3 separate regions of the Homo sapiens genome follow, and regions 1 and 2 are each linked to region 3. The links are chromatin loops, found by intact Hi-C in ENCODE. Cell type or tissue: PC-9. All regions are shown on one strand. Links, peaks and the distances in the headings refer to the core of each region. The heading gives the core; the rest is flanking DNA.

Region 1 (7,066 bases), core at 1,240-6,239, 56 kb after region 3:
AAACAATACACTATGAGATCCAGCAGAAGCAACAGATTGACTCTGTAGACCCAGATACTGGAATTATCAGAGAGAATATAAAGTAACAGTGTTTTATATATCTAAAGAAATAAAAGAGATTTCTGGAAAAAAAAATTTAGGCCTAAGAATTAGTGAAAATCCCAACATTAAGGAAGGGATTATATGTTCAGTTTTTGAAAGGATAATGTGTCATTTTTAATATTTGCTATTTCCTGGAATCTTAGTTCTAGGATACACCATAAATGTCTGCTTTTATAGGTGAAGAAACTGAGGGTGAGAACTGAAGAGGGATTTATCTGAAGACGTTATGGTAGTGGAACCAATTTTTACTTTAATGTTGTTGCTCTCTTGATGATATTAGATGGTTTCATCAATTACTAAGTAAATTCCCAAGATTTACCTCGAAGTCACATTACCCTATTAACTTATTCTCCAGTTGTACCAATTTGCCATTTCATTCTGGTAACAAAGCTCTCTTACTACAATTCAGAAAATATTTGGGAGGCAGCTGCCACTGAGCCCAGACTTTGACAAAATATCCTCCCACAGAGGCCCAGTTAAACTATGGATTGCACTGAGCATTCTGTCCTTAGGTGCTCTGGCCTCCCAGTAGATAGCGGATGCTGTGGTAATTTATCACAACCCTCTACCCCTCCGATTACCTGCCAGGTGACTCTTCACTCCTGGCTTCTGCAGCCTCTGCTCTCCCCAAGATCCAGCTCTCTCAGCCCCCCATCTAAGGTTGCACAGTTTAGGTACATGCTGAAATCACCAATACAGAATCGTTTTAAAATTCGAATTAATTGGCTGAGTGTTTTGTTAAGACCTGATTGTGGGCAAGAACTATTTGTTAAATACTCTAAATTCTTAGAACCCAGCCCAGTACTTGCTAGTCATCATTTAAATACATTGAATGATAGAGAAAATTCTTCTGATCACAAACCTTATACCAGCGTTGTCAAAATTATAATGATAAAGTAGCTCATTTTAAGCGCGTCCTGGGTTGGGAAACTTAACAATTTTAAAACTTGGAATAAATTCAATAAAATGACATAGTATGGTTACAATGTCTGTCTACAGAGTCAGGGCAAGAACAAAGAAAATTGAAAGAAGATTGTTTTAGTGTAGTAAAATTACTGGATAATTTTCATTTCCTTTGCTCTTTAAAGAATTATTTGTAAAGGGTATTTGAAATGAAAACAAGATTGGAGAAAAACAACTTGGAAGAAAATCATAGGCAAATAACAATAATGATTGAAGAGTTGTGAATAAGGAGAGTTAGGAATCAAGTGGTTCCAGGCTTGCAGAATCTGAAAGGAGCCTAGAGTGAGGAGGTTGATCTGTGAAGGATGATGATGATCTCCATTAAGGACCAGACAGGAGGCAATAGGCTTAAGCTGCAGTATGAGGGATTTAGATAAGAGAAAAGGAAAAATTTTCAGACAGTGAGGTTCATAGATACTGGAATGTGTAACTGAGGAAGCTTGTGGAATTTCCTTCTCTAGAAGTCTTTTAAAAATAGGGCAGTGTCTCATCTGCCTGAAGGATGGACTCTATTTGACCTCTCAAATTGTCTACTGAACTCAGAAGGTGAACCACACCTTAGATAAGAAAGAGAGCCTGAATGATCCTGGGTAGCTTGAGTAATAAAAGTAGGGTGAACAAGTCATATTTATTTTGATTTATATATGTCATATATGTAAATTATGTCTGCTATAATTCCTTTTTTTCTTTCAATTGAATGTTTTCATTTTTAAGGCCTAGAGATTAGAGTTCAAGTAAAGATATTATAGGAAAGCAAGGAAGAACTCTTTTATCTTACTGTAGAACAAATTTTTAGAGGAATAAAAGGAGAAAAGGATATATTGGACATATTTGATTTTGATTTCACTCCCTATTCTAAATAAAAAAAAATACACTGCCCTTTCTGTTAGCTTTAGTATTTTAAGGGTAAATTTCAAAAAGTTAATTTAGTGTAAGTGTTTCTCACGGTGTTTTTGGCAGAACCGGTATCCCAAACTGGAAGAGGTTCTCTGTATTTAATTTCCTCTCAGGAAGTTTACCGTCAGAAGTCCAAATGTGAGGTCAAGTTTTGGGTTGCCGGAAATGGTAATGTCCTTTACTGTCTGAACACCCAGACAACACTTAATGAAACATTCTACTTTGTGGACATTGAAAGAAATTAAAATGCTTTGTTTCCTCCTTTTTATGATTGGTGATTTCTGTATTCAGTCTTCTAAAACTCAGAAACAAGACTATGTGTAAGTAAGAGCATCTGCATTCTCAGGATCAAGTTATAACTGCAGATTTTCAGTTACAGGTGATATCCATCTTTTTTTTCCTTCCTAAAAATAAAAATGTACTTACTTCAGGCCAAAGGAGAGGCAAGCTTTAGAACTCATTAGCCTTCAAGAAAAACAATTCCAGAGCATTCTAAACCTGATTTCTTTCTAACTCTGTTTGAGTTGACCTGAGGACTTTTACAGGTTAAAGCAGTGAGTCATTATATCTCACATTCATACAGCTCTACATATTTGTCAAAGTGCTTACTCATCTAATATCTAATATGATCTTAATAAGAACCTTGTGAATGTCATTATCTTATAGATGAAAAAATGATATCTTCATAAGATACAGTTTGCTCAAGATCACAAAACTAGAAAATGTAGTTTGAACACTTCTGATTTCAAAGCCAGAGTCTTCTCCACTGCCCCATGCTGTACTGTTTTTGAGAATTTGTGATTTCCTGGTGTTGTATTATTTTTACCATTGATGAGATTTTTGCCTGTGATTTATCCTGAATCAAAATAGATACTGTGATATGATACTAAAGTAATTGTTACCAAACAAAAAGTTGTGCTAGCATTCTTATGAAGTACAGCACTAAAGATTTTCAAAACATTTTGTTATTTTTACATAATTGGTCATGTAAATTTCTGGTAGGACACTCCTTATGAGATTACAACCCATTCTAATTTATGCTAGCTATTTATTGTTAAGCAGTATGTTGTTTTTATTACAAAACCTCCTTTAATCATTGCATCAGTCTCTGGCAGAATATTAAAAACAACTCCCATAATCCCTGGCACTCTGTCCTGGGTGTCTTTGGGGGTACAGTGGCTTTATTTCCTTCCCTAATAGTTCGGAAGTTTGTTTAATACTGACTCAGAGGAAGCATTCTAGCTGAGTCCTCACATGGTCTTGTTTACAGCTCCGGAGTGTACATAATAGATAAGCTACTGACTTCCACAAGACCCCCACGCTTCCTGGGTGTGTGGGTGTGTGTGCTTGTGCTTGTGAATTAAGGTTGTGCAATCTCCCTGCTAGCTGCATCAGGTTGCAAAGTCATTTACTTCTCTAAAATATTCCTCTAGCCAGCCTGACTTGATAAACCAAAATCATTGTATTCCATGGTGGACATGCTGGTAACTCATGATAAACACTAAAAATCCTACGGGTTTATAACAAGATAAAACCTGATATTGGGGCAGGGTGTAGAGAAATTTGCCCAAGGAAATATTGTGAAATAAAGTTGCAAATGGCTATAGATGAATGCTTTTCTATCTATAGGATTTCTTTTCTTGATTGTAATTATAAATTCTTTTACTGGTTGTAAATATAATTATGATTCTTATGTTACCCAGTCTGTACCAAGAACTTTGTTAGGCCAACAACATCTTACTTGATTGTAGTAGTAACCTTAAAAGATAAATATAGGTATAATGCTTTTTCAGAAGAAAAACTGGAGAATTCAAACATGTTCTGCATTGCACAGATGGTAAATGAGTGATGAATAGGGTCCTTTGACTCCAAAGATCAACTAGGTTCTTTCCACATATCTCTCTTTGGTTCCCTTTTTTGATATGACTGTATGAAATATAATTGTATTTACATAAAGTGCAGTAGAGTTCATTAGAAAAACTATTTCTGAATCTTAGGGTTCAGACTAAAGGTGTTTGGAGGCTGATGATAGTGGGCTGCAAAGAGCTTCATGGTGGGCTGCGAATAGCTTCATCAAACCCTTGAATGTGTCAGGAAAGGCAGATTCAAGGCAGAAATGTCACATGGACCCCAGATAATTCTTGCCTGGAGGAAAAGAACATATACATAATTATGTGTGTAATCCATCTTGGACATAGTACTAAGGTGATTAAATTAATCATGATTGAGTGTTGAGTGTTAAAATCCAAATGCAAATATCCTTCAACCAACTTTTTGCACCAAAACTAAGTAGACTTTATCATCTCAAAATAGTGCTTACTAAATATAGTCACTCTTTGTAACTCTTAGTTTTAAAAACCATAATAATTGTTTCCCTCTGTTTTCTCTCCTGAGCTGCTACTGCTGCTGTTGCTGCTAAAATATAAGGTATACCATGTATCACTTTTGCAGAAGACAGCTTTGTTTTTGTAAAGTGCCTGGAATGGAGTTTGTGGGTATATTGATTGCAGGCACTGAAAGACCTAGATGAATATGTAAGAATGACCACAAGCCACCAGATGTGGGTGTATTTATCCGTTTGCCTCATTACTAAAAGGTTTTAGTTCCAAAAAATATCCAGAAGAATTTAGTTTTGGGGAACTAGAGAGGCAGGGGGAGTGGAATTAAATTTTTTGAATTTTTAAACAAGTAATTTGAGCTTCCAATTGATATATTGTAATTTCTTTGCATTGGAATACTGATTTCTTAAGGAGTAGTTGCAGAAAGATTTTCTTTAGAAATTAGAAATTGACAGCCAGGTGTGGTGGCTCATGCCTGTAATCCCAGCACTTCGGGAGGCCAAGACCAGTGGATCACAAGGTCAGGAGATCGAGACCATCCTGGCTAACACGGTGGAACCCTGTCTCTTCTAAAAATACAAAAAATTAGCCGGGCATGGTGGTGGGCGCCTGTAGTCCCAGCTACTTGGGAGGCTGAGGCAGGAGAATGGCGGGAACAGGGAGGCGGAGCTTGCAGTGAGCTGAGACTGCGCCACTGCACTCCAGCCTGGGCAACAGAGCGAGACTCTGTCTCAAAAAAAAAAAAAAAAAAAAAAGGAAATTAGAAATTGACTTTGAAATTCATTTATTATGTAAACAGGAAGATATTTTATTGCAAAGACAATTGGAAATTGGAAAGTGTAATTAGTTATTAAAACAGCAATTAAGACATTTTGTGGGCTTAGATATATGTGTGTGTTTGCCTTGGTGGCATGTGCTCTGCTCCATTTGCACATTAAATTATGCCCATATAGTTATATCTGGTATTCTGCTCCTTAAATAAGTCATTTAGTTTCATTGATAGAGGGTAAATGAAGTTCTTTTTCATTCTTTTCAGAGATAGCATAGGGTAGTGGTAAGGATATTTCGTTTTGGAGTCAGTCTGCTTGGATTAAAATCCAAGGTCACCTCCATTAAGCTTTGTAACCTTGGGCAAGTTAGTAAATCTGTGTCTCAGTTTCTTTATCTGAAAAATGGAGATAATACTGTTACTTATTTCACTGGGTTCTTATGATGATTAAGATGAAAAATTATGTAAAGATCTGGCATATAATAAGAGATCAAAATAGAAATTTTAAAACATTTAAATTATATATATAGTAGTATTTGCCTTTTTTGGTTTACAGTTCTGAGTTTTAATACATGCAAAGCTTATTGTAACCAACAAAACATCAACACAATAGGATACAGAAAAATTTCCACACTCCCCAAAATTCTTTTTGCCTCTTTATCTTCAGACATATCACCTCCCTTCCATTCCACCAAATCCTCGCTACAACTGATGTATTTTCTGTTCCTATAGTTTTGCTTCTTGAGACTGCCATAGAAATGGAATCATACCATATGTAATCTTTTGAGACCTAGTATAATGTCTTTGAAGTACAACCTGATTTTCTTAGGCTCTTATCTGAAGAGCTGATTTCACCACGGAAAAGGAATTAGAGGAGGTGTTTATTTTTATTTTTAATTTTTGATCAAGGGGAAGAAAAATAAAACTCAGATTAATATCATCCAAAAGGAGAGTTTGGATTTGTATGAGAATTATTTTTCAGCATTTCAAACTATCAAATAGGATGTATCTTCAAGAGGAAATTACTTTCTTGTCATTAAGTACAATGAAATATAAGCTAAAGAGCCACTTGGAATGCGAAATGCAGAAAAATTCTAGAGAGTCAAATATAAATTAAATGATATATATTTGATTCTAGAAAGTCAAATATAAATTAAGTGTTGATGATGGTGGTGTGTGGTGTGTGTGTGCTGCGGGTGGAGTGGGGGCAAAGTGTTGGAAGGTCACCAATAATCCCAAATAACCCATAAACATAACCAGAGTAGCTTAGTATCATCTGGGGGCAAGTTAGCTACTGTTGGGGGTCTTGGAGAAGACTTAGACCCTAATCATCTCCCAATGCACTACATGAGTAGGGAGGTTAAGAAGCAGCTATTATGAAAGGGGGAAGAGAGACCATGTCTTCACCAGGACCGGGAGAATGATGGCATGGGAGAGGGTGAGAAGTGAAGTAAGGGAAGGAGCTGAGCGGGTGGCTGCCTAGATAAAGCTGCAACTGGGGAGGAGTTGTATGTCAAAACAAAAACACTGCATATTTGATCCTTAATAAGGAAATAATTTTTATGATTTTTACCGCATAGTTTCCTAATTTATTTGTGTGTATATACATGTATACTAAAATGTGATATTAGATGTATAGATGTGTTTTTAACTCAACCCATCTTAAATTTGCAAATCAGTTAACTTGCTCCTGAAAAATTTAGAGTTTACCGTATCAGCCACGATTTTCTAGGCATGTACTAGGGTAATGTATATGCTATTTGATTTTTTCTTATTTTTAAAAAAATTTCAATAGTTTTGGGGGTACTGGTGGTTTTTGGTTACATGGATAAATTCTTTAGTGGTAAATTCTGAGATTTTAGTGTACGCTGTACCCAATATGCAGTCTTTTATCCCTCATTCCTCTACCAACCTCTTCCCCTACCCGCCAAATCCCCAAAGTCCATTATATCTCTCTGCATGTCTTTACATTCTCATAGCTTAGCTCCTGCTTATA
Region 2 (7,066 bases), core at 772-5,771, 62 kb before region 3:
CCTTAAAAATATTCAAAATGACAAAAACTTAAAATGACATCTAATTTTTTAAGGCCAAGAATCATTAAAAAGGGATCCAAATCTTTAGACTTTGTTGCTCGGTGGAACTAGAATCATTAATATCTCAGTCAGGGGAAGCCATGTCAACTTACTGGTTTAATTTCCTGTGAGCTTCCCATGTTCTCTCCCTGCAAGGACCACCTCAAATCCCTCAGTAGTCCTGTCTTTATGAAACCAGTATAATTTTTCTTTTCGCTCTTGTCCTTCACCTTCCTGTGGCAACAAGAGTCAATTCTCCATATATAAATACTCGGCCCCTGTTTTAGCTGTGTCTTAATTGCGCAACATCTGTTTACTCTGTGTTTTAACATCTGTGTGGATAGCATTGTTGTTGTAATATTTTGACTGTAAGCTTCTAGGAGGTAGAGGCCAGCATTATTTTCTCCATTTTTGGAATGAGAAAATACAGATTACCACAATCAAAGTAGAATGGCAGCTTATAGTAGTTATTTGGATAATTTATATAGTCTCTTAAAAAAACAGATTATAGTAAGAAGTGGCTGAGCAATTAGCTATGGCACACTGCACGGTTTTTCTGACCTCTCAGCTCCTAAATAAACTTTGCCAAATCTTCAGGCCCTCAAAATTTTTTCATTCCATTTGTTATGGGCTGAATTGTGTTCCCCCGAAATGACTATGCTGAAGTCCTAACTCCTAGTGCTTCAGAATGTGACCTTATTTGGAAACAGGGTCATTGCAAATATAATTAGTTAAGATGCGATCTTACTGACATAGGAGAAGCTCCTAATCATGGTGTCCTTATAAAAAGGAGAATTTTGGCCATAGAGACATGCACTGGGAGAATGCTCTCTGAAGACTGGAGTTATGCTGCTAAAAGTCACAAAATTAACAGAAGCTACGGAAGAGACCTTGAATAAATTCTTCCCTGTAGCCTTGAGGGAGAGGATGGCCCAGCCAACTGCTAATCTCAGACGTCTAGCTTCCAGAGCTGTGAGACAATTTCTCTTTTTAGGCCACTCAGTTTGTGGCACTTTGTACAGCAGTCCTAGCCGACTAACACACCACTCTAACTGTTGATCAAGGCAAGAGCCTGTGATCATGTATTATCTTGCTTATTCCTTATCAGCATTCTATGGTGTAGATATTAGTGCCATCTATATACAAATTAGGAAATGGAGCCTCATAGAAATTAAATGACAAGTTCAAGGTGTCATGGCTATTTCATTATAGTGCCAGTGTTTGAACACAAATCAATTTGACTCCAAAACATCATTACTCTACTCAATTCTAGTTCAATCCAGATGTTCACAAACAACCAGACTATAGTGGAGATGTGGGTGGTGGGTTGAGAAGGAGATCATAACCAACATCAGACTGTCAGTGAAGCAGACTGGGAGAAGTTTTATGAAGCCAAGCAGCTGTGCAAGGTACAGTAGAGATGGTCAGATTGTTCATGTGTATGGATTCCATCTTCTGAGGAATGAACTCCTTGATATTCCTGAGTTAGTCCAGTTTAGGCAGGAGTAAACAGAAGGTAAACAGAAGATTGGAGACTGTGTGTGTGCACGAATGCCTCCTTTGTAGCTGGATGTCTAACATCATGATAGCCACACTCACATGAATACAGAGATACACAATTTACAAATTAATGTAACATAAAACTCCCATGCAGTCTGATTTCATCTTACTGACATTTCTGTCAGTCAGTGTTAGCATCTTAATTATATAAATGTGGAAACTGAAATACTCAAGAGGTTCCCTGACTTCCCAGGCCACACAGTAAGCTTTGGTGCCAGAATGTATCTCTAGGCTTTCTCATCTCAACCCAGCATTCATTATACTATTGCTCACTGCGTGTAGAATCAGATTTGATTTCTCTGACTTTTCTTAGTCACTTCTGTGGTTTTGTACCACTCCCTCTCTCACTAAATAACTGCCTGCAAAAGTAAAAATTTCCATGAAAACAGAAAACAAATGTACCAGAAATGTTGATGGTGTAAGAGATAAAACTGGGATAAAGAGAAAATGTGTTGGAAAGTGGTGTCCTTTAATGCAACAGAAAAGTATATTGGGAGAAAAAGAAAAGAGAGAAAAATAGACAATCTGAAGTGATGAGAAGAGCAAATGCTACAGATGTACCTGAACCTCTTCAGTAGGTGTGATCCTGAAGAGTTGTGTATAACAACAATGAACAAAAATAAAATGTACTGTGGAAATTGTCTAGCTGTTGAGATCCTCCTGTGCGATATTTTTCAAAGTGAAAACTCCAATCAACCCTAGCTTATTTATGGAGAAGACTTTGCCCCACAGTACCCAGAAAGTTTCTTGACAATATCATATATGCATAATAACCCTGAGACAATTTTTGTTTACCAGGAAAACATATAAAAGGGAACATTAAACTTTGTCTAGTTCTACTGCATAAACATGTGATAATGTGCATGGTGACCTTCTGTTGTAAATGGAAAGAGTTAAGCTCTCTGAATCTACTGCTGAAAGGTGAAAACACTTTCTTAGGGCTTTGAACTTCATTTGAAATCTTACTGAAAAAACACTACAGACTCTATTTTCTTTATATTTGAAGATACTTTACATAAAAATCTAAAGCATTTTGACTTATGTTTTCATCTACTTGAGAAGGAAACTCACAGACTCCAAAGCAACTGTTGTCTGTTTTGAAAAAAATTTCAGAAATCACCAGAAGCAATAGGGAGTGGCCTTGATTCCTGTTCTTGTATTTATGGGTAGCTAAAGTTCATATTTCTCAACATACCATAATCTCTGTGTAATTGGCCAAATTCCATGGTGGATAATTAGATCTAGCTTACCAGGGCAGATTTGGATGGTGAGAGCAGTCACACTGTTCTGGGAATATGTTAGCCAAGTTTACTATGTTTTACATGAGTTGACAGACTCACCTCACTTGCTGAAGGACTAGCCCAGCAGGTTCTACGGGTGAGATCACTGCTAGCTCATTCACTGCTGGGCCTGGTAGGCACAAGAGGCCAAGAAATAAATAATGTGAATTTGGGCTTCAGAAGTTCTCTTTCCTATTTTCTTTCCTAAACCCTTTCTTCTACCAGCTGTCTAGGGGCTAAAACATTTGTTCATACGTTTATTAACTAATTCAACAAATATTTACCAACCATGTTTCAGGCACTGGACACTAGAAATATAATAGTGAACTAGACATTTTCTGCCTTCAAGGGTCTATGAACAATTATAATATTCTGAAAAATATTACAATTCACAGAGCTCAGTAATCCAAATCCTTATTATTTCTGTCTTTAAAAAGCAGAAAGTGAAAAATGCTCTTAAAAGAGGATGGCATAGAAATGTATTTATGCATTGCAACAGATAAAATTAAGGAATGCATGAAGACTGGTTCATCTGTGTGGTTGTGAGTCAAGAATAAATCCCACCCTCCCTGAAGTACTCAGACTCTACCTTGCCCCATGGCCACCACTGTGGCCCAATGGAAGCACCAGTCCAGGGGGTCTCCATTCATGCTGTCTTTGGATGTCTTCAGAATGTTGTTTCACAAGTACTCAGACCCAACAGTAAGATTTTAAAAATTGTCCATAATATTAACCTTGGCATTATTATGTTAAAGAAAGCAAAACAGATATCACTGAGTTTACTTCTCAAAAAAACCTTGCGTTCCTGCAAAAGTTTCTTGAATTCTGACTCTTGTCACACAATCACACAAGAATGGCTATACTTAAACCCTTCTAATCAATTATATCCTTAATATGTATGACTGAGTGATGTGTTTTCATGACTATGAAATGTATACATGTTTGGAAAATCTATTCACAATAGAGTTTTATGATATTCCTGTTAACAGGCTGTCATTGTAACACTGTTTATGCAGGAATTGTAATTCTATCTGTTTTTATTTTTAGCGTCTTTTCTCTCCATCCCCCAAATTTTAAGGAGCTATCAGGTCTGTATTTTATTTGGTTTTGAAGTTTTAGGTTATTTGTAGTTATAATAGCCATATCAATTATTCATTTAGCAAACATGTATTGAGTGCTACTATGTGCTTAGATTTTTCCAATGTTGTGAAGGATAATTGGCTAAAACTTTTCCACTTTTATTAGTAATTTGAGAGTTTTTTTCTCCATGGATTTTAGTCACTGGTAAAGGCTGTTTCATATTCATAGATTTTTTTCTACGGTAAGAAACATATGATGTTGAATAAGGTATGAATTACAAATTAAGGCTTTTCCACATTCGCTGCCTTTATAAGATTTTTTTTTCTTCATCAAAATCTATTCACACACACACAGACACACATGCGCTGTTTTGATTTTCTTCAAATATATCCAGTGTTCAGTTCTTGGGCACATATTAATATACTTGCCTAGATGAAGACTATGTGTCCTCAGGAATTTATAATCTAGCAGGTGAAAGATTTGCTTCTTTCAAAATGTGACTCTACTTCCCCACTCCTTAGGTTGTGAAAGCAGTTGTTTACGCTTTATTTCATTGTTTTCCAAACTTTAGTTATTTATGTGCCATCTTCATGATTATGCTATTCACATACCACCTATACTATTATGCTTCTGAAAATATACTATGATTTTCAACTTAATTAAATTTGTTTAGTAATAACAGTAGCTGTTACATCACTAGGTTGATGTGCTAGTTAAAAATTTTTAAATATACTTTAATATAAATATGTTACTACTAAATTATTTTTTTGTCTGTATGCACCCAAAATCTTGCCTTTAGTAGTACTACACATATCATGCTTTGGGAAACTCTACCCATGAGATTCATATTCAAGCATGAGGAATGGCAAAAGAAAATACAGAAATAGTGATAGTAACCATAGCAATGGTAATAAGAGCTATTATTTATTGAGGACTTTACGTATGTCATTTAATTTTATTTTATCCTCACAACAAATTTTAGCCATGAGTATCAGATAAATATGAGGCAAAAGGGCAGGAAAGAAGGAACAGTGGAAGTCAAGCTTTTTTTCGCCTAGGTCAGCTATAACTAACACGACAAGATGTTTTAGTATTTGTACTTTATTTTTAGTCAGCTCAGATTTCACACCTGACTATTTTACAAAAATTTGGATGTGATGGTGGCAGATTAACATAATTACTTTTAGCAATTATTATGGGACAAATTAGTTAAAGGTTGTAAAATGCCTAGAAACAGAGTAGAATATCCTAGTAGGATATCCTAGAATATCCTATAATTAAGTTATCAAACAATTACTCTGATTATTTTTCACAGTAGTTCAATCAAAGTGTAACTTTGGGTCTGTTAGTATACATGAGTGTGAATACTCTGGAGATTTGATCTTTGGCTTTCCTGTGTAAGTTCATATATATTTTTGTTATTATCCTGTAAATAACTGAATTATAGTACAGTGATTCTGTAAAAAACACTTTAGTTATTAATATTCTTTGGTGTGAAGTTCACATTAAAAATTGTTATATTTCCAGAACCTGGTTTTTACCTGTGAAAGTCAATGCATCCTTCTTTTAATCCTCTGCATTGGTTTTGCATAGCTTGATGAAATATGACTTGCTTCTCCTCCCTCCCCCTCCTTCCTGTGCCTGTATCCCCATCATTTTTTTTTCTATTCCTCTTGGTATCTGGACTTCTTTTTCTGCCAAATGAGTCAGTAAGAGAGGAAATGTTTAACCCACATTTGTCATCTTGGCTGGGAAAGAAGTTTGAAGGCAAAAGGTGCCTGAATATGTTTCACTAGGATGCTGACACAACCTTTTTGACTCTCTCCTAAGAATACTACTCTATATTCAAGTTATAAAGTGCTAAATGATCTATTTCCACCATGTATACATTTCATATGATCAATACTTATTTTGTAACTTTTTTCTTTGAGGAGAAGTATTTTTCTTTTGGAAAAATATTATTTATTTGTGTGTGTGTGTGTGTGTGTGTGTGTGTGTGTATTTATTTTCTTTTAATATGTGGTCTCCCTATGCAAAGGATTTGATTTTATAAACAGAAGCAATAGGATTAAGAGGATAAAGGAAAAATAGGAGAAGGGGAAATATGAGTATCATGATAAGGTAAAAATGAATTGCTTGTATTCTAACATAGAATAGCTACTACCTGTTGAGTGTTTATTATATATTAGACATTTAAGACTAATCAAAATATCTAATCTAATGAAATAATCACTGTTTTGAATTTGCTTAGATTTAGTAGATGTAGAAACTGAGACTTAGAGAGGTTTATTTACTCAACTCCACACTGCTAATTACTGGTGAAAGTAGAATTTTACTCCTCTGGTTTTCTCATCCAGCACATCATCACTATAACCCTTATAGTTTGCTTTTGGCACAAGTATTCATTATTAATGGAAATGCATAGTATTATCTCAGCAAATGTACAAATAGTTTAGCTTCACTAAACTAGTCAATTTTTTTTTTCTAAACATCAATGCTTAGGAAGCAAAACAGGCTGGGGGAACAGTAGTTGTACTGGTGGCAGCTGTGGTGCTGATGGAGGAAGTGGTGGAATGCATAGGCTGCTCATGCTTTTTGCCACAATGAAGGTCAAAAAGTAGATCACTTAAAGTCTAAAGTTAACCTTGGGGGTCATATTCTTCACCAAAAACTATGTTTATACATATAGACTTAGCAGTATGCTATAAAAGTGAAGATATAGCACTATAAAATTCCACCATAAAGTAAATTGTTCAAGATTGTGGTCCAAGCTCTTCAAAATGCTCATAAATCAGAAGGTGTATTTATTAAACAATATTTTATATGTACCTATAATAATACAATACTATACTACACAAATTGGACCTAAAATGAATTCTCTTGCTATATTAAATATTAAACATTAAATAGGCAGAAATTTTGTTTGCACTGGACTTAGAATATAAGAAGAAAATTTGGGACAACCTGAATAGTTGAGGTCTCTTGAGAAACCCTTCAGCTTCTTTTCCTCCAAATAAATTTCTCTGTAGCAAATGGAAGCCATCCAAATGATTCCCTAGCTACCTCAAAGTACTGTAATTTGTCTACTTCACAAAGTGGAGGACTAT
Region 3 (7,066 bases), core at 1,400-6,399:
TTTGTTGACAGATTGGTTATGGGATAAAGGCGATAGTATTTTATTGACTATATTTTATTCTTTTAATTATTCCTCTAATTTCTTAAAACAACTTTATTGAGGTATAACTTCCACGGTATAATTTCACCCATTTTAAGTGCATGAATTCAGTGATTTTTAGTAGAGTCATTGAGTAGTGTAACCATTCCTACAATGGTTATAGCACATTTTTATCATCCTAATGAGATCCTTCATGCTCATTTATTTAATCTCCATTCCCATCTCCATCCCCAGGCAACCATAATCTTCCATGTTTTTAAAATAGCTTTGCCTATTTTTGGATGTTTCATACAAATGGAATCATACAAAAGGTGGTGTTCTGTGTCTAGCTTCTTTCCCTTAGGATAATGTTTTCTGGTTTATAAATGTTGCAAATGTCAGTATGATACTTCATTCCTTTTTATTTGTGTCTACAAAATACTCTATTTTATGTATATACCACCTTTTGTTTTTCTGTTCATCAGTTGAAGAACATTGCAGCCGTTTTTGCTTTTTGACTTTTATGAATAATGCTGTTATAAACGTTTATGTTTAAGTCTTTGTGTGGAAGTATTTTTTCATTTCCTTGGGTAGACACCTAGAAGTAGGATGTTGTATGGAAAATTAATGTTTGACTTTTTAAGAAACTGTTTTCCAAAGTGGCTGTAACAGTTTACACTTCTACTAACAATGTATGGAGGTTCCCACTTCTCCACATCTTTGCTTACACTTATTATTGCCTGTCTTTTTGGCAGACTTAAGCCTAGTGGTTGTGAAGTGGTACTTCATTGTGGGTTTGACTTCCATTCCCCTAATGACCAATGATTTCGGACATCTTTCAAGTGCTTATTAACCATTCACGTGTCTTCTGTGATGAAATGTCTATTTGAATATTTTGCCCAATTTAAAACTGGGTTGTTTACCTCCCTATTCTTGACTTGTTAGGATTCTTTGTATTTTTAACTTTAATTTGACTGAGGATAATGATCCACCAGTAAAGAGATGCATTTATTTCTGTATTTATGAAAATCTTTAAAATTCCTCTACCTTTCAGAGACACCCTTCAACAGACTGCGCTTCTTATTTTCAGAGTATGTATTTCCATGATAACACAAGTATCAATTATAAATATTAATTACAACTTTCCCTCCTCACTGCAGACTCAACCAAGAGTTATAAATCTGTGTATTACTTTCAATGCTCATAACAATCTTCTTAACCACCATAAGCAGACTGAAAAAGTCAATCTAGTTGAATTGTTTTACTTTATAATGCTTTTATAAGATACTCAGTCTGAAACTGAAAGATAGGTAGCTCTAGAAATGTGATAAATGGCCACAGAAGTAACAACTTTTAATAAATTAAATTATGGATGTTATGTCAATTTTAAGTAATGTCTCAGTTTTATATCTTGTTACCTGACCTAAATATCATTCCCTTTAGTAAAATATCTATTAAAGCTTTGTGGCAAAATAAGAACAGAAAAATGGTTTTTGATTTTCAGCTTTCTCTGGTGAATAATTTGTTTTCTTTTATTTTTCCTTCTAAAATAATCACACGTTTCATTGCAACCCTAACCCTCTTCAACACACACACACACACACACACACACACACACACACATGGCTTCTAGATTCTACATGTACAAGAGTGCAAATCAAACTACCATAGAAAAACTAAGAAGAGAGGCCTAGAAGCAAGAGGCTGATACACTATCTCAGGCTTCAACAAAATATTTATCTCTGACTATACCAAGGATGGGCAGAGCTTGCATGTAAGTGGCTTGGGCTAGCAGACTGGGTTTTGAAGGAGGACAACATGGCCATGTTCTTGGTTCGGTCATGAACTGTCTATGGCACATACCTTAAATACTGTTGGAAGGATCCGTTAGCTCCAGAGACTGCAACCAACTGCCTATGGTCATAACTCAGCTCTCAGACACATTTTGTTGTGCCCACAGAGTGCTGTTTGCCTGTTTGGTTTTTAAACCAACACTTAAAATGCAGGGAATTTAAGATAAAAATTTGATAAAAATGGGAAGATTTGGCCGTATTGGGCTCATGGTAACTGAGATGCATCTGAATGACAGGCATTCCTTTGAATTGCACATTTGCTCTTGTTTTTACTATAGGCCACTCTCACTTTCTGTTTTTTTCCCCGGCTTTGAAACGATCAGTTTTAGTACTGAAAAATTATCTAGGATACTAAAACCAGAATTTCTCTGCTAGATGGCTTGCTCATTACATTACCTACATGATTCTGTGTAAGGGATTGTGTAAGTTTTCTATGGTTGCCATAACTATCACAAACTTGATGGCTTTATAACAACAGAAATGTATTTACAGTTTGGAGGCAGAAGGTCTAAAATCAAGACTTCTGATTTTAGTCTGTCCAAGAGCCTCTGCTGGTAGGGCCATGCTCTCGGCAGAGGCTCTTGGGGAGAATCTGTTCCTTGCCTCTTCCACCTTCTGGTGGCTTCAGGTGTTTTGTGGCTTGTGGCTGTATCACTCCAATTTCTGCCTCTGTTTTCGTATGGCCTTCTACTCTGCTCCTTTAGTCTCTCCTTTAGGCTGTTTCTTATAAGACACTCACCTAAAACCCAAAAACAATCTAAAAGATTTTGCAAATATGAACATTCTAATTACCTTAGAGTTAAGATTTTCTTTTCTGCTAAGTGAGGGCATGGTGCAGAGAGCAGGAAAGATGTGAAACTAGATAGCATACAAAAATAGGTGTTCATAGATCTGGGCCTAACAAGGGTGTGGCCAGCAACTCTGCCCTGCTTTATCAGCATTAGAAAGCCAGTCCTCTCAGAAAGTGCCCAGTTAGCTAAATTCATGAGATTATAGACTATTAAGGTGGAATGGACCTCAGAGATGGTCCTTGCTCTCATCTGAGGCTTCAGTTGGGCCAGTCAGAAATGTGGGAAAATTGAGGCAGGTCAAATAACCAGGAGTACAAACAAACACAATCTATCCAGAAAACTAGAAATCTTACTAGTGACTATTCACAGGTTACTTTCTGCATTCTGGGGTTTTCATTCTAGAACAGATGTGTGTGTGTGTGTGTGTGTGTGTGTGTGTGTGTGTGTGTGTGTGTGGTGCGTGAAGAGAGGGGAGGGGTGCCCAGAAAACCATACCCACTTTCCCACATATCCCAACTATGACTGGGCAATTATGTCATTATCACCACTGATATATAGCTGGAAGAGTTTAGTGTTGCCCTGCTAAGATCTGGATTTTCTTTTCTGGAGCTTGGCTATTGGGGCATTGAGAAGTCCAGCCAGGAGGTTGGTCAGAGGCTAACCCAAAAAGCTTTGCTTAACTCTGGGCTACAGCTGGGGGTTGCCAGAGAGAAGTGCCTGGCATTCCTGCATGCTGACATCAAGCTTCGAAGTTGCTGCCCTCTGGTGAGTCAGCAGCAAAGGCCCACATCGTTCGAGAATGCTGCCCAATCAGAAGATGTGATGCCACACCTCAGAAATCTTTCTAAACCTCAGCATTCTGTAGACTTCAAACAACTCCTCCTGAGAAAGAATGTAGAAATAATTAAATTTATAAGATTAAAGTTATAAAAAGCATAGAGCCTATAATAATAACAGCAATAAGATAAACTCCACATTTGCTTTTAAAACAATTTATTTGAGTAGACAGCCAACCCCCTGTATTGTACTCCTTTAAAAAATATTTTAGGCTTTTTAAATGCTGAGGCAAGGGGACATACCAAACACTAACAGGCACATTGGGGTTTTCTGGCTATTGAAATAAAAATGTCCTTACATAACACTGATGTACTGGAATAGCACTGCGTTCCAGTGACGGTTATTGCAACTCAGCCAGCATATCTGTAGCTTGTGAGCTTTTCTTATCAGAATTTTATCTATAAATATACATATACGTAAATTCTATTGTGAAATAAAAATAAAATGTAGAATCTTCTCATCTTTCTTATTAGTCAATATTGTGCTACTCTTTAATAATTTCTCTCAATTTTTTCATTAAGCAGATATTACTAGGGAAATATACATGAGGCAGAAGGCAAATTATTTGCTTAGTGCAATGCAAACTTGCTTAACAGGTAAGAGCAGAGTCCCTTCCATAGCATTGCCACCATATGGCATTGCCATATCGTGGAGGCCATAAAGAGGAATGACATTGTAAAGATTAACTGGATTTTACTTGGCAAGGTCAGGCACCTAGATGGCATGCTATAAAATGGTTAGAAGTGCAAAGGAAACCTGTAGCTAGAGGCCATGTGAGATTATGGAAGTGACTTTTCTTACAATCCTGCCATCTGGTTTGGATTGTCAGGATCAAAACATTTCACTTGCCCAAGTGAGGATGCTCTCTACATGGTTTTGGGGATGAGGGAGACTCAGAAATAATGTTTGTGGTACTGTAGCACCACTAGGAAAAGAGAAAAATTGGACCTGACATGAAGAAAAGCATGCAGCCAGCCACTAAGACTACTTCCCACAGGACTGGAAATCTCTACCACCGTACCTCTCCTACATGCTGGGTATAAGAAGTTAAAGGGAAGCCAGATTATATTTACCTACTCTTTCATTCATTCATTCACTCATTCATTTATTCATCCATTTACCATTTGTTTGTTTTTTGTTCATTTACTTATTTAATAAAAATTGTGTTTTGCATATTCTAGGTGCCAGGCATTGAAGAACCACTGTTATTGTTCTCAAATGACTGACAGTTTAGAGGAGAAAATGGAAGAATAAATAGACACTTGTGATGCAATATAATAGTGCTCTAATAAGAGCAACATATATTGAATACCACTGAATATTAAATACCAGGGACTTTGCTAGGAGCTATAAATTAATCTCCACAGTACATCTAAGATAGAAGTTTTATAATTACTCTCTTTAGGAGGAAATAGGGGTCTATAGAGGTTAAGTCTCACAGCCTGGAAGGAGTCAACAAAAAAATACTCAGCCTTAGGTATTCTGACTAGAAGCTTGGGTCCTTAACCACCTACTCACCAATTTGAAGAAAGATGATTGAAACTGCAACAGCTACACTGACTCTTGAAAGCAAAGTAACTCGTTAAATGAGGGTATGTGTATACTGGCTGGGATATTGTGGGCTCATGATGACTTGTAGGCCGAGGCAGCTGCACATATGAAGACTATGGAGGGTATATCATCAGCGGAAATGAAAGTGATTAGTGTTGGAGGTTTCAGTGCATATTCTGGTTTTCTATTACTGCATAACAAATCACCCTAAAATTTAGTGACTTAAATAAACATGATCATTTATTTAGCTCATGAATTTGCAAGTTGTGCAGCACTTGGGTGGGATAGCTCACCTTTCTTCCATGCAGTGTCTGCTGGGACTGCATGATTGCATGAAGCGGGGCTGGGCAGCTAGAGCTCTTCATGAATCTCTATTTTTGCATGATATTTTCACAAGGTCTCTCAAGCATGGGAGCTTCAGGTAGCAGAACTTCTGACAGGGCAGCTTAGTCCTTTGAAAGTGTATGTCTGAAAAGAGAGACTCAGGCAGATGCTATATTGCCTTTTGTGACCAAGCCTTGGAAATCACTAGTCTCTCTTGTGTTGAGGTGGTTATAAGAGCCTGTCCAGGTTCAGTAGGGAGCATAAATTTCACCTCTGAATGGAGAAGTGCCAATGTCCTGAAAAAGCATGTGGGCCCAGAAATACTGTTGTGGCAATTTTTTGAAAATCAAGTGTGATAAAGACAGCATAGTGTAGTCATAAAAAACAGATTAGGAGCATGATGTGCTTTGATTTCAACTATGGGCTTTATTACTTACTAACTGGGTTACTTTGGTTAAGTTGTTTGACTCTTGTTTTTTGAGATGGAGTCAGTCTGGGAGACTCCAGCTCTGTCGCCCAGGCCGGAGTGCAATGGCACGATCTTGGCTCACTGCAACCTCTGCCTCCCGGATACAAGCGATTCTCATGCCTTAGCCTCCCGAGTAGCTGGGATTACAGGCACCTGCCACCACATCTGGATAATTTTTGTACTTTTTTTCTTTTTCGAGACCGTGTCTCACTCTGTCACCCAGGCTGGAGTGCAGTGGCATGAACTCGGCTCACTGCAACTTCCACCTCCTGGGTTCAAGCCATTCTCCTGCCTCAGCCTCCTGAGTAGCTGGGAGTACAGGCACACGCCACCATGCCAGGTTAATTTTTGTATTCTTAGTAAAGATAGGGTTTCAGCATGTTGGCCAGGTTGGTCTCAAACTCTTGACCTCATGATCCGCCCGCCTCAGCCTCTCAAAGTGCTGGGATTACAGGCATGAGCCACTGTGCCCGGCCTAATTTTTGTATTTTTAGTAGAGACAGGATTACACCATGTTGACCAGGCTGGTCTGGAACTCCTGACCTCAGGTGATCTGCCCACCTTGGCTTCCCAAAGTGCTCGGATTATAGGCATGCGCTACCGTGCCCAGCCCAAGTTGTCTGACTCTTAATTCTCAGCTTTCTTATTTGTAAAATGAAGGTACTAGTACTAATTTGGAGAGTTGTTAAAGATTAAATAATATATGTAAATGCCTTGGCATAAGGGACTGGCACAAAGTAGGCACTTCATATATAAAAGCTGTGATTATTGATGAACCAGTAGTGAGGTACATAACTGGGGAAGGAGAAGGGGCCAGTTTGTGGGAATGCTTTTTTAGTTATTAATAGTAAGGTGGTAAAATAATAATAGTAATAATAACCAAAAGTTACTGAAAACTAAATACAGTGCTAAACTCTTTAAAAGGAGTATCTAATTGGATCTTAACAACAAAGCTATGAAGCAGGACTAATGTTATCTCATTTTATAAATGAGGAAATGTAAGATCAAACAGGTTAAGAAACTTTCCCAAGTTGATCAGTAGCAAAGACAGGATTCGAACCAAGGTAATTGTCCTATCAGAAACTGTACTAGGATAGTCTGCATTTCATGGTAAAGACTATCAGATGCCACTAAAACTTTTTAAAAAGGGAAGTCTTGTGGTCAAATTTGCTCTTTAGAAGGCAGTATGGAGTGCAGATCAGATGCTGGCAGCAGGGAGATCA

What was found. Hi-C counts contacts between places; a loop is a spot of excess contacts. Peaks named below come from ENCODE experiments on the same cell type or tissue, not always from the same donor. Only the 100,000 strongest peaks of a DNase experiment are listed, where the experiment ranks them.
Region 1: a loop joins it to region 3, with 4 times the contacts of the local background. A loop is called at or near these places in 2 of 110 quality-filtered maps.
Region 2: it touches region 3 in a loop (3-fold over the local background); 18 of 110 quality-filtered maps call a loop at or near these places.

Annotation. Positions count from the first base shown.
Region 1 is chr9:22,155,942-22,163,007 of GRCh38, forward strand. No RefSeq gene overlaps it. Among named protein-coding and RNA genes, the nearest start is that of CDKN2B, 150 kb to the left of the region's middle. In PC-9, for the core only: no CTCF peak of the experiment used is centred there; DNase peaks (open chromatin) are centred at 2,470 and 3,200; H3K4me3 peaks cover 952 bases; H3K27ac peaks cover 3,573 bases.
Region 2 is chr9:22,039,113-22,046,178 of GRCh38, forward strand. All of the region lies in intron 3 of CDKN2B-AS1 (CDKN2B and CDKN2A antisense cis and trans regulatory RNA 1), which reads left to right. Among named protein-coding and RNA genes, the nearest start is that of CDKN2B, 33 kb to the left of the region's middle. In PC-9, for the core only: no CTCF peak of the experiment used is centred there; DNase peaks (open chromatin) are centred at 2,889 and 5,669; H3K4me3 peaks cover 1,213 bases; H3K27ac peaks cover 3,769 bases.
Region 3 is chr9:22,100,062-22,107,127 of GRCh38, forward strand. The region is part of intron 14 of CDKN2B-AS1 (CDKN2B and CDKN2A antisense cis and trans regulatory RNA 1); the gene reads left to right. Among named protein-coding and RNA genes, the nearest start is that of CDKN2B, 94 kb to the left of the region's middle. RefSeq lists enhancers at 2,547-3,048, 2,827-4,026, 3,049-3,548. In PC-9, for the core only: no CTCF peak of the experiment used is centred there; DNase peaks (open chromatin) are centred at 3,420 and 4,130; H3K4me3 peaks cover 643 bases; H3K27ac peaks cover 4,404 bases.